Linked DNA regions of Mus musculus: region 1 is linked to region 2. A link is a contact called in ENCODE Hi-C or POLR2A ChIA-PET data. All regions are on one chromosome and are shown on one strand. The core of a region is the stretch at or near the end of the contact, and the rest is flanking DNA. Distances in the headings are between cores, read along the strand shown.

Evidence for each region. Hi-C counts contacts between places; a loop is a spot of excess contacts on that map. ChIA-PET counts read pairs that join two places held with the same protein, here RNA polymerase II (POLR2A).
Region 1: a loop to region 2 is called in a map of heart, with 3 times the contacts of the local background. The contact joins the promoter of Mras here to the promoter of Cep70 in region 2. A Hi-C loop is called at or near these places in 10 of 37 maps with a recorded cell type or tissue (adrenal gland, gastrocnemius, heart and 1 more). POLR2A ChIA-PET finds 5 or more read pairs at or near these places in 3 of 5 experiments (Patski and embryonic stem cell).

The regions. Positions count from the first base shown.
Region 1 is chr9:99,434,944-99,440,293 of GRCm38, forward strand. It overlaps Mras (muscle and microspikes RAS), which reads right to left and starts at 1,769. Exons shown (of 6, transcript NM_008624.3): 1 at 1,367-1,769.
Region 2 is chr9:99,241,929-99,247,235 of GRCm38, forward strand. Cep70 (centrosomal protein 70) reads left to right here and starts at 1,413. Exons shown (of 18, transcript NM_023873.4): 1 at 1,413-1,562; 2 at 4,339-4,438. The coding sequence starts at 4,430.

The sequences.
Region 1 (5,350 bases), core at 519-3,018, 190 kb after region 2:
CCCAGAGGGCCTTTCCTCTCCATAAGGAAATGTCAAGGTCACATCTGGGGGTGGCAGTTTCCACCAGAACATTGGACTTGCTTAACCTCCCACTACAAAGAGACCAACCTTGAAACCCACTGCAACAGAGCCCCCACACCTCCCACCGGGCCAGAGAAAGGCCAAACCATGCCATGAAACGCAGTCGGCGAGGCTAACTGCCTGCAGGGTACTATGAGCACACACACACACACACACACACACACACACACACACACACACACACATCCCCGAAGAAACACCACGGCCTGAAACATTTTCAGCCCCAGTCAGCAGGGACATGCAATTTACAGGAAATAAGAAGGTTTACGGAATGTTAGCAGCTCAGATTTCTTCTCTGGGAAAAGGGGCAGGAGAAAGTCTACGAACTGCTTCAGTGAAAGTGCTTTGTTCACAGCTGAGCCCTTACATGCGTCAGTTGTTAATATACATAGCTGCCACCCCACACTTCAACCCACCACTGCAGGACGTGCGGACTGGTACACTAGGAATGTACAGTGCAGGCTGCACAAGCCTTAAACGTCAGCATCTTAGAGCCTCACTCACAACAGGCCAGAACAGACACGGGGTCAAAAGCACAGGCATAGGCACAGTCCTGGGTAGGTTAACGTCCCACTTCTCCCATCTTTCTGGAGGCGTCCTGTCTGAAGATAGGCAAATTCCCATCAAGTACCAGGGCTTTGTAAGCTTTGCTTTAAGCATTCTCCGCTCACTCCTCGGCCAGCCAGACCTCTGGAGGCCACAGTTTTGAGCGTCATCAGTCAGTCTCTATAATTTGGTCCAGAGAATCAAAAACACCATTGTAGCCCAAGAAGGTTCCCCACCATCAGGAGCTGCCCCAGCGCTCAGGTCAGAGTTCAGGTGACACGGTCTTTGTCCTATTCTCCAGACTGCACTCCGTCCCCAAGGCACCTCAGCTTTGCAGGGGGTTCTACCGTAATGTCAAGGGCCCACTCTGCTCTTCTGAACAGTCGTCTCTCTGACCTAACCCTGGCGTAGGGGCACTTGAGCTCTCCCACTGACCACACTAGACTGTCATTCAGTTTGTGCCCTGCTTTCCAAGCAGAACAGGATTTGGCATGGAGCCTGACACATGATGGGCACCGGGCCGCATCAGTTTAACGAGCGCAGGCCCCAGTGGTGACCAGAGAGCCAGCCCAGCAACCCGAACCCAGGACGCAGTGAAGAGTTGTTTATGAAGAAAGCGGTTTTGTATTATCCACATGAATGTACCACCTCTCCGTAGATCTTTAACCTGATTTACGCCATTTTAAGCCAGGAGAGCCCCTACCCGACCCCGCCGCCCACCTCCCTGCCGAGTCCTTACCCGGGCAGCCGAGGAACCCCAGGATGACTACAATCAAAGGAGTCTGTCTAAGCGGCGGCTAGGCCCTTCCCACTTGGGTCGGAGTGGTGAGCGACTTCTCCGCTGCACACCGTTAAGCCAGAGCCGGTGGTAGGGGGCAGAGGCCACGCACAGCCGGAGCCCGCTGCCCGGGTGCAGCCGGGTGCAGCGCAGCGCAGCCCGGCGAACGCGGAACCGGCCACACCTCCAGCCCCGGAACGGAACAAAGCGCCCGGCGGCCTCCTCCCCTCAGGGTTGCCGGGCGGCTCGCCGCGCGCTCCCGCCGGGGCTGGGCTCCCGCCCTGGGCCACCGCCTCCTCGCTCGCACCGGGAGGAGGGAGCGCCGCGCCCGCCGGGCCCCGCGCCGCCGACTGACGGCTCCGCGCCAGCCAGCCCGGCCGCCGCCGTCCCCGCCCCGCTGACGCCTTAAAGCGACCGCGCACCCCGCGCCTCGGGAGCCTTCCGAGTGGCTGCGACGACCCCCAAACGGCACCACTGTGGGCATTGGGACAGCTGGCACCGGGCAAGGGTCCCCTCGCCTCCACTCACTCACCACACGGATCTGCAGTCTGTGAGCCGCCGATAAGCCTAGGACACCTAAGGGGAATTGGCCCCGGGCGGCTTTAAAAGAGCTGTAGGTTCAATCTTTAACTCTTCGGGCTGCCAACTTCGGGACCTGCGGACGCCTCCCCAGTCCTTAGAAGAGTCCCGTCGCTTCAACCACGTCCCGAGGACCCCAAGATTCCGAGGGCCTGCTGCTTGCTTTAGCTAGGTGCCAGATTCAGGCCTCAAAGTTCTTGAGAATTAGCCAGCGACCTGGATAGGAGGCGGCGGCGACGTTCGCACACCATTTAGCTCTTCCATTGGGTTGGAGTCATTCCCTACTCCCTATCCCCGGCTTTCCCTTTTACAAGACTTGAGATATGATCACATAACGCTGAGTATATGCTTTTAAAGGCGTACGTTTCAGTGGGGTTTTGGTATAACAAAGTTGTGCGACCATAGTTATTTATCTAATTCCAGAACATTCGGGTCACTACTCCTTTCCCCAATAAATTAAAAGAAAAAACCTCTGTGGGTAACCTCTCCCCATTCTTCCCCCCTCCCAGGCTCTGGAACCCTCTAATCTGCATTTCAGCCTCGGTGGATTTGCCTATTCAGAACATTCTATATAAATGGAGTCATACAACATGTGGTCTCTGTGACTGGCTTCTTCCACGGTGTGTGCAGACTGGATGCACGTGGTTCCGCGTAGCCACACCTCGGCCAGACTCATCTCCCACTGTGTGTATAGGAAGCATTTGTTTAGCCTTTCCTCAGTCGATGCTTACCTACTTTCCCCCTTTCTCTCGGTGTGAATAAAGTGCTAGTGTTAAAAGTCTTTATGTAAATACTGTGATTCCTCTTGGATACATACACCTCCAGCGGAATTGCCGGGTTGACTGGGGAACTCTTTCGGGGGCATATATCTGTTTCCAACGCAGCCATAGCATGTTACACTGGCACCACTCACGTGTGTGCGGGGACATAAGCATGCACCTGTGCATGCGTACAGTTGTGAGGACAGGACAACAGTGGGTGTTACCTTTCGGGTGCCTGTCACCATTTTGCTTTATTTTGATCTTTGGTTGGGGTGTGGTTGTTGTTGTTGTTTCTTTTGAGGAGTCTCATTGGCCTTGAACGGCTGAGTAGGTAGAGCTACAAGCCTAGGGGACCTCAACTTCTGCCTCCCTTCCCAGGTAGGGAGGCCAAGACTTTAGACACAGCCTTTGTTTCCATTCTTGTTCTTGCCAACACTTGTAATTGTGTGTCTTTCAGATAATTGCTTCCCTAGTTGGGAGTGAAGTGGCCTTTTGTTCTACATCTCAAAGCTTCTCTCTCTCTCTCTCTCTCTCTCTCTCTCTCTCTATCATTTTTGAGGACATTCTTTTGCAAATGAGCCTTGAAGTCTTGGACCTAGCTTTACTTGTAGCTTTACTTATACGGGACTGCCTGCTATTTTGAGTGCTTCTCCACACCCCTGGCCTCAGGGAACTTCAAAGCTCTGTATCTTGCAAACCTGAGATTCTGCCTAAGGCTGTTTGCCATTGGCCTTCTAGCCACCACCCGTTTAAGGAGAGGCCAGACTCCTATCTAGCGTTATCAAAGCCCAGGTGGCTTTCAAGAGTCCCAGGGCAGAGAACATACTATATGCTACTGAAGGCGTCTTTCACTGGCTGTAGGGAGTGAACGGAGTAAGGAGAGGGGCCTTGAAGATCAGAAGTCCCTCCACCTTGGCTGTCTGGATCCTGCCCTGGCACTGTCTTTTTCTCTCATTTTTGTTTACCACAGACCTCAGGGAAGGTGGGCAGAGGGCATTTCATAAGAGTGTAGCTATAGCTACCCTGTTTCCATACAGAAATCCTTCTCACGTCTGGGCTTCATCATTAAATTCCTGAGCTTTCAGGCCATTGCTCGGGATGGATATCTCATTTAGGCTGTCCCCCCACCCCACGCCACCCTACCCCACCCCACAACCCACCCCACGCCTGCCTACCCCATCCCTTGAGCCCTGAAATAAAGCTGTGGTGAACAGTCTTTTAAAAGCAGGACGACTGAGCAGCAAAAGCAAGTTCTCCCAGTTCACTGGGGATGGGGTAGGGGACTGACGGAGCATCCACGGATATACCTCCCAATCACGGAGGAAAGGGTGTCAGGGAGAGAGGACTGTGTGGGAGCGCAGAGACGAGCACCTAGCCCACGGTGCAAAGGGAACAAGTGAGAGCTGATGACCGAGCCAGGTCAGACGATGGTGTGTGGGTGTGTGGGTGTGTGGGTGTGAAACTAAACCCACCGGCCGGGCTAAGAGGCAGGAGACAGAGCTTGTATACTGAGGTATGAATGAGCTGACGCCTTTCCAAGTAGCAGATCTGCATGCTTGATCAGGTGTGTCGGAAGCATGGCACACCAGAGACTTCTGGCTGAGGACCCAGAAAGAACACAGACCAGATTTCATGCATTGAGGTCCAAGGCCCGAGAGTGGGACAAGAACCAATTCCTAGAATAGAATAAAGGTCAGAGCTGCTAGGCTAATACACAATGAGACCTCCCAGTTAGTGACAAAGCAGGTGTGCTGTACCACTGGCCCCAGGGATTGCTGAACAATGGATTAGAACAGGCCAGAGCTAAGGGTTCAGTGAGTGAGAAACTGGGAGTGGGTAGAGCCTTCAGGATTCGGAAACCATCCAAGTCCTTATAGCTCATCTTTCTCTAGGCTCCAGGCTTAGGTCTCTGTGGATAAAAGAAGCTCTGAGCTTCTGAGCACTCACACATGATGTGCCAGCTGCTGGAGATAATGATGGCTGTATGGACCTCCGGGGGAGGGGATCACAGCACTTAACCAGCCTTCCTCTAGATGTGAGGAGGTTTCAGGTACAATCCCACTTAGCCCACAGAGGAACCAAATTCAATCCCCTGCACGCACATCCACCTAACAACCACCTATAACTCTAGGGAATCTGACATCCTCTTTTGGCTTCCATATATATGTGTGTGTGTGTGTGTGTGTGTGTGTGTGTGTGTGTGTGTGTGTATGTATATGTGTATGTGTATATGTATATGTGTGTGTGTATACAGGTGTGTGTGTATATATGTATATATAATGTGTAATGTGTAATATAACATATAATATATATGTATACCCTACCAAGCACATGAAGTTAACATAAAATAAAATCTTAAATAATAAAACTAGCTGATAGTGTGTTAGCAGTTGGGGCAGTAGGTCTGGCTGAGACAGGAGGACAAGAGAGAACCAAGTGAGAAACAGTGTCAGACATGTACTACAATCTGGGCAGCGATCACATCTGCCCATGGAAATCTGCAAGCACACTGTGCCATGCAACAACGACTCTAACTATCCACACGGATGATTAATACACGGAGGAAAGTGAAATATACAAAAGGGTTCAAAATATATAAAAATTA
Region 2 (5,307 bases), core at 163-2,662:
GTTCTGGAAAAGGTAAGCAGTTAGATTGTCTTAGGAAGCTGAAAATGAAAATCTGTCAGCTCCGTAGTGTGAATATCCAGATATAGAAAGGGAAGGAAGGGGCCATGAGGGGGAATAGAGGGATTGGGATGTGTTTGCAGAGAACACACACAGTTTAGACTCACTGTGTGCCTAAACGTGGGCTTGAGAGCAGTACTCTCTTAAGAGATGTGCCCTTGGACCACCCAGAGAGAGTCACTTTAGTTGATGTATTAGGGTCACTAAGACCCTGATGGGACTTGCATTTCCCAAGTCCTTCTGGAAATGCCTGTTGTCAATACCGCCACCGTGTGGCTGTAAGTTGCAAGGACAACGATGGTAGATTCCTGAAAACTCGAGGTCATCCTTTAGACTGCGAACATGATTTTTTTTCCCTTACATATTTTGGATTTCTTAACCCACTTTTGGTTTTTGAAAAGAGTGGAGAAGGACCTTCGTTTTATTTTTTTCCTTGAGCCAAGGCCTCCTGTAGCTTCCGGTGGTCTTGACTTTTGCTATAAAGCCAGGGATGACCTTGAACTCCTGATCTGCCTGTACCTCCTAAATTCTGGAATTACAGGCACGTGTCAGCTCGCCTGTCTTAGGCCGTGTTGAAGAATCAAACCCAAGGGCTTCCCGGACGCTGAATTCTACCAACTGATCTACATCTCCAGTCCCTCTTCCCCACCAGGTTTAGAATCAGTCTTAATTATTTCTCAGCGGACAGTTGGTTCTCCCTCCTGGCTATACATTAGAATCACTTCGGGGAACCATATAAACTCTGGACGTGTGGGCCCCACTTTAGAGATCTTGACTTAATTAACCTGGAGGCCCATAGATCGTTTTCAAGGCTTTTCAGCTTATCTAAAGTTGAAGCAAGAGTTGTGCCTCATGTCCTTATGTAATCTTTTATCTCTGTAGCCACAAACCCTTTATTAACCAGTCTTATCAGTGTCTAACAGGAGCCCAAACTGCCTATCTAGACTGAGCTTCGTCAGGCAGGCATCTCAGTTCTTCGTAGACCTTTGAAAATATTCAAGGAGAAGGTGAAATGTTATCAAGAAATGCTTATTGGGGTTGCCCCGTGCAGACAGTTCCTGAAAAAGGCTCGCAGTCAGGGCGTGAGGGGGAGCTGTAGGGAGCGCAGGCATCCAGTGATAATAAGGCAGCCCCGGCCTCACTTTCACTTGCAACCGCAAATGTGTGTATTTCTAGCTTCTCGGGGATCAAAGAAACACCATGGTGACTGAGCGACTATCAGGCGGAGCGTCCAGGAAGTGTCAAAGCGCCTGCTACAAAGTAGCCGCAGCAAGTCCGGGTCCGGTGGGAGTGGAGGCGGGAAGAAGCCCCGCCCCGTGGGCGGAGCTAACGATAGAGCGCGGCGTGGACCCGCCTTCCCGGCGCGCCAGGTGGTGTTGTCCCGCCCCGCTGGGAGGCCATCGACTGCGTCAGTTCGATTGGTCAGCCTGGCTGCGCTAACGGTCGCGTAGGCGGGGCTTAGGCCGCGGGGGCGAGCGCGGTGGAAGCCACGGGCTGTGACCGAGGTGAGTGGCGCTTGGGGTCGCCGAGGACTTTACGTGGGCCCCCTTCAGGTGCACGCCCAAAGGTGGCTTCTCCGGAATCCGGAGCGTCCCACTCACCAGCCAGGGCCCTCAGAATGGAGTCGCCCCGGCTCCTACGCGCTAGCTAGGAAATGCGCGTGCAGGTGTGGGCGTGGACCTCCCTGCGGGGAGCCCGCCCGTCGCTTTGTGTCCCTCGCTCCTCACTCAACCTCTTCTCCCAGCCGAGTGTTGAAGGTGTGCGACCTGGTAGAGGAAGCAGGAACTGAGCTTAGACTCCTACATGGAATCGGCTGGGTTCCGGGCTAGCTCCAGTTCTCTTTGCGGCGCTGTCAGGTGATAGCGATTTGGAGCCAAGTGGGAGATCGCGGAGTAAAGGGTAGGCGAGTACCCCTCCTGTCAGACTCATTACAAATTTAAGGACTCCGCCTTTATGTGGGTCCACGTTGATTAATGTGAAAAACACAGCAAAGCCTAATCAAGGTTCCCACTATTATCAACTAATCAATAATTGTTCACGCCACGGTGCAGACGTAGAGAAAGAGGACAACCTTGGGCGTCGGTCATTGCCTCTACCTTGTTTGAGACAAGGTCTTTTGTTTTTCTGCATACTGTAGGGGATGGAGGGGAGAGCTGCAGAGTCCGATCTCCCTACAGGAGGCCCGGGGTTACAGAATTCTCGCCTCCTGTGGATTCTGAGGATTGCTTCTCAAGCTTTCTTGGGACAAGTGCCTTTACCCACTGAGCTGTCTCTCTAGCCTGCCACTTTATTTTGTAATCATATCAGCGCTGCAGGCATTGGTTTCAATCTTGTGCATTGCATGGATTTTTGTAAATAGTAAATAGCTAGTAAATGGTAAACCGTGAAGAGCAAGTTGCAATGTTGTTGGAATTGAATTGTTGATTCACGTTAAGGCAAGGTTTCATGCAGGCCGTCTGAGGACGACATTGAATTCCTGATCCTCCAACCTCTGAAATGCTGGGGTTACAGCTAAACACCACCACACCCAGCTATTATATTTATGGGGGTTTTGTTTTTTTTTTTTTTTTGTTTTTGTTTTTTGTTTTTTGAGGCAAGATTTCTTTATGTAGCCTTGGCTGTCCTGGAACTAGCTCTCTAGACCCAGCTCACCTAGAACTCACAGAGATCCTCCTGCCTCTGCCTCCTGAGTGCACACCACCATTGCCTGGCTATAAAATTTTAGTATGTGTTGTATTTTAACAGATCCTCAGATACCTACAGGGCAATTAATGAACTGTTGTGAAACATGGATGGACTGTGTCAAAATATACACTTTTCCCCCCATGATGGCTGTCACTTGTACTCACACTCCCAGGGCTGAGAGGGATGGGTTGCCTAGGCTAGTTCTAGGTCAGCCAAGGTTCTGTTTCAAACATCTCCAGTTTCATCTTTTTCTCATTTTGTTTTTCTCTTATCTTCTTTTTCTCTTATTTTCCTTTTCTCTCTTTTCTTTTTCCCCACCCTCCTTTTCTTGAGACAAGATCTTGCCATGTTGTCCAGGTTGTCTTGGAAGTCACTATGTAGACCAGTTTGGCTTTGAACTTACAGGAGTCCACTAGGATTTGCTTCCTGAGTGCTGGGAATAAAGGCATGCATCACCATCCGCCACTAAACATTTTTACCACTTTTAATTATGTGCGTGTTCATGTGTACAGGTACTCGTGGGGGCCGAGGAGTTGGATCTCCTGGAGCTGGAGTCATAGGTGGTTGTGAGCTGCCAGGCGTGGGTGAAGGGGATTGAACTCTGGTCCCCTGTAAGGGATAACATGCTCTTAGCACTGTGCTGTTTCATTTCTGTTTGTTTTTGTTTTGGTTTTGGTTTTTTTGTTTTTGTTTTGAGACAGGGTCTCTCTATATAGTCCTGGAACTCACTGTGTAGACCAGGCTGGCCTCGAACTCACAAGATCTGCCTGCCTTTGTCTCCTGAGTGGTAAGATTAAAGGTGTCTACCACTGTGTTTGGCTTCTTTCTTTTCTTGAGATAGGGTTTTACTATGTAGCCTGGGCTGTCTCATATCCTTCCTAAGACCCAAAGCTGGGAATTATGGGTATGTGATTTTTTTTCTCCTTTTTGTAACACTTGGCTTTATTTGCCACGTGGCTAAACGACATCCGTCCTCTACTTCCTACTCTAGGAGTCCTGTGTGTTAACAACACTCTGTAAAGGTTCTGCCTTGGCCCTAGGATGCCGTTATTTTTTTTTTTTTCCTGTGACTTTCAAGGTTCCAAAGCCGTGTCTTGTTAATAGCCTGGATGGGGAAAAGATTACTACAGACGATTAGCATGTTTGCATTAATAGGTAATACTTTGTGTCAATTTGTAATAATTGGAAGTGTGCTCTTGAAAAAGCTTACAGGTTTTTACTATGACTTTTTAAAGAACACTTTCAGAACTCAGAGAACCTTGGGGGTTACAGGGGGTGGGGGCTTGATCACGGGTGTAAATAAGTTCTCTGCTTCCTGCTTTTACTTGAGTACACTTGCAAGCAAGGATAACTACCCTTGAAGGCCACATATCAGAATGATAGATTTGAATATCCTGCACATGTTTCAATAAAGCAATAGGAGGAAGGACAAGGGGGAAAGGAAGGGGGGCATCTGTGGAAAAAGCTGTTCGTTCTTGTTGCAGTTTTCAGGCTGTGGTTATCGGTACCATAGATACCGGCCTTGAGAATAACTCGACCATTTCTGTGACAGGTTGAACATTTCAAGGCTTTGGCTTGTATCTTTTTGAAACCTAGATCAAGATCCACTTCCGGACATGAGACTCATTGGGTGATCATTTTATTGAGATTAACTTGAACGACAGGTGTAAACAACAAAGGAATCACTATGACTGAGGTATGTCCAATATAATAGATGACATGTTTTTTTTCCAATTGAGGAAAGATCATAAAAAAATTTATTGGTTATTGTGATAAATGGTGTTACATGCTTCTTGTCTACCTGATAATTCTCTCAAATAATATTAATAGTTTAAACTCAGTAAGAAAACTGAATTTTAACGAAGTTAAATAGATGGCACCTCTGTCCTGTGAGGTATGCACTACTCTGTGCTCTTTGTGTATCTTTGAGTCTTCTCGTCTCTGCAGTGCTTCTGGGAGGTAAGTACTATTATTCCTTTGTTTTTTCTTCATGAAACCAAAGCACAAAAGCATTAGTATTCCCTGACTGTATGTCAGAATCTCCAGGCAGTCTAATTATAGGATATATACGAGCTCTCTTTTGGTTAGTGTTGATTTGTTTGCTGTTAAGATTTGGCAGGCCTGTCCCCAGTTGCTGTCTGTGAGCTTTTGTGTTTATAGAAATCTTGGATAGGTAAATAGCAGTTTCCTTAGCATTGAAGCCTGGCCCCTCAGCCTTAGGGACTAAAGGCTGAAGACTCCACCTTTGGAACGCCAGCACCGAGCAGAGCAGCTACAGTTAAGCTCCTGAGCTGTGGCTCCTTAACTGTGATCTTGAACTCTCCCAGCTCCTGGGACTTGCAGTCCTCCTGGCCTCAGCGCCTGCCTTCGATTCTTCATAGGTCCTCAACTTTGACACGTTGGCTTTTGCAGTACGCCACTGTCTTTTTGTGGTTTCAGCATCTCGATCTTTCTGCTCTGGGTTGTTCTCTGGAACTCTTGAGCTTCTTCCTAGAGTGATAGTTCTTTGTATCACGCCCCTGGCTTTCAGTGATAGTTCAGCGTGAGAGGAGTCTTTGCATTTTT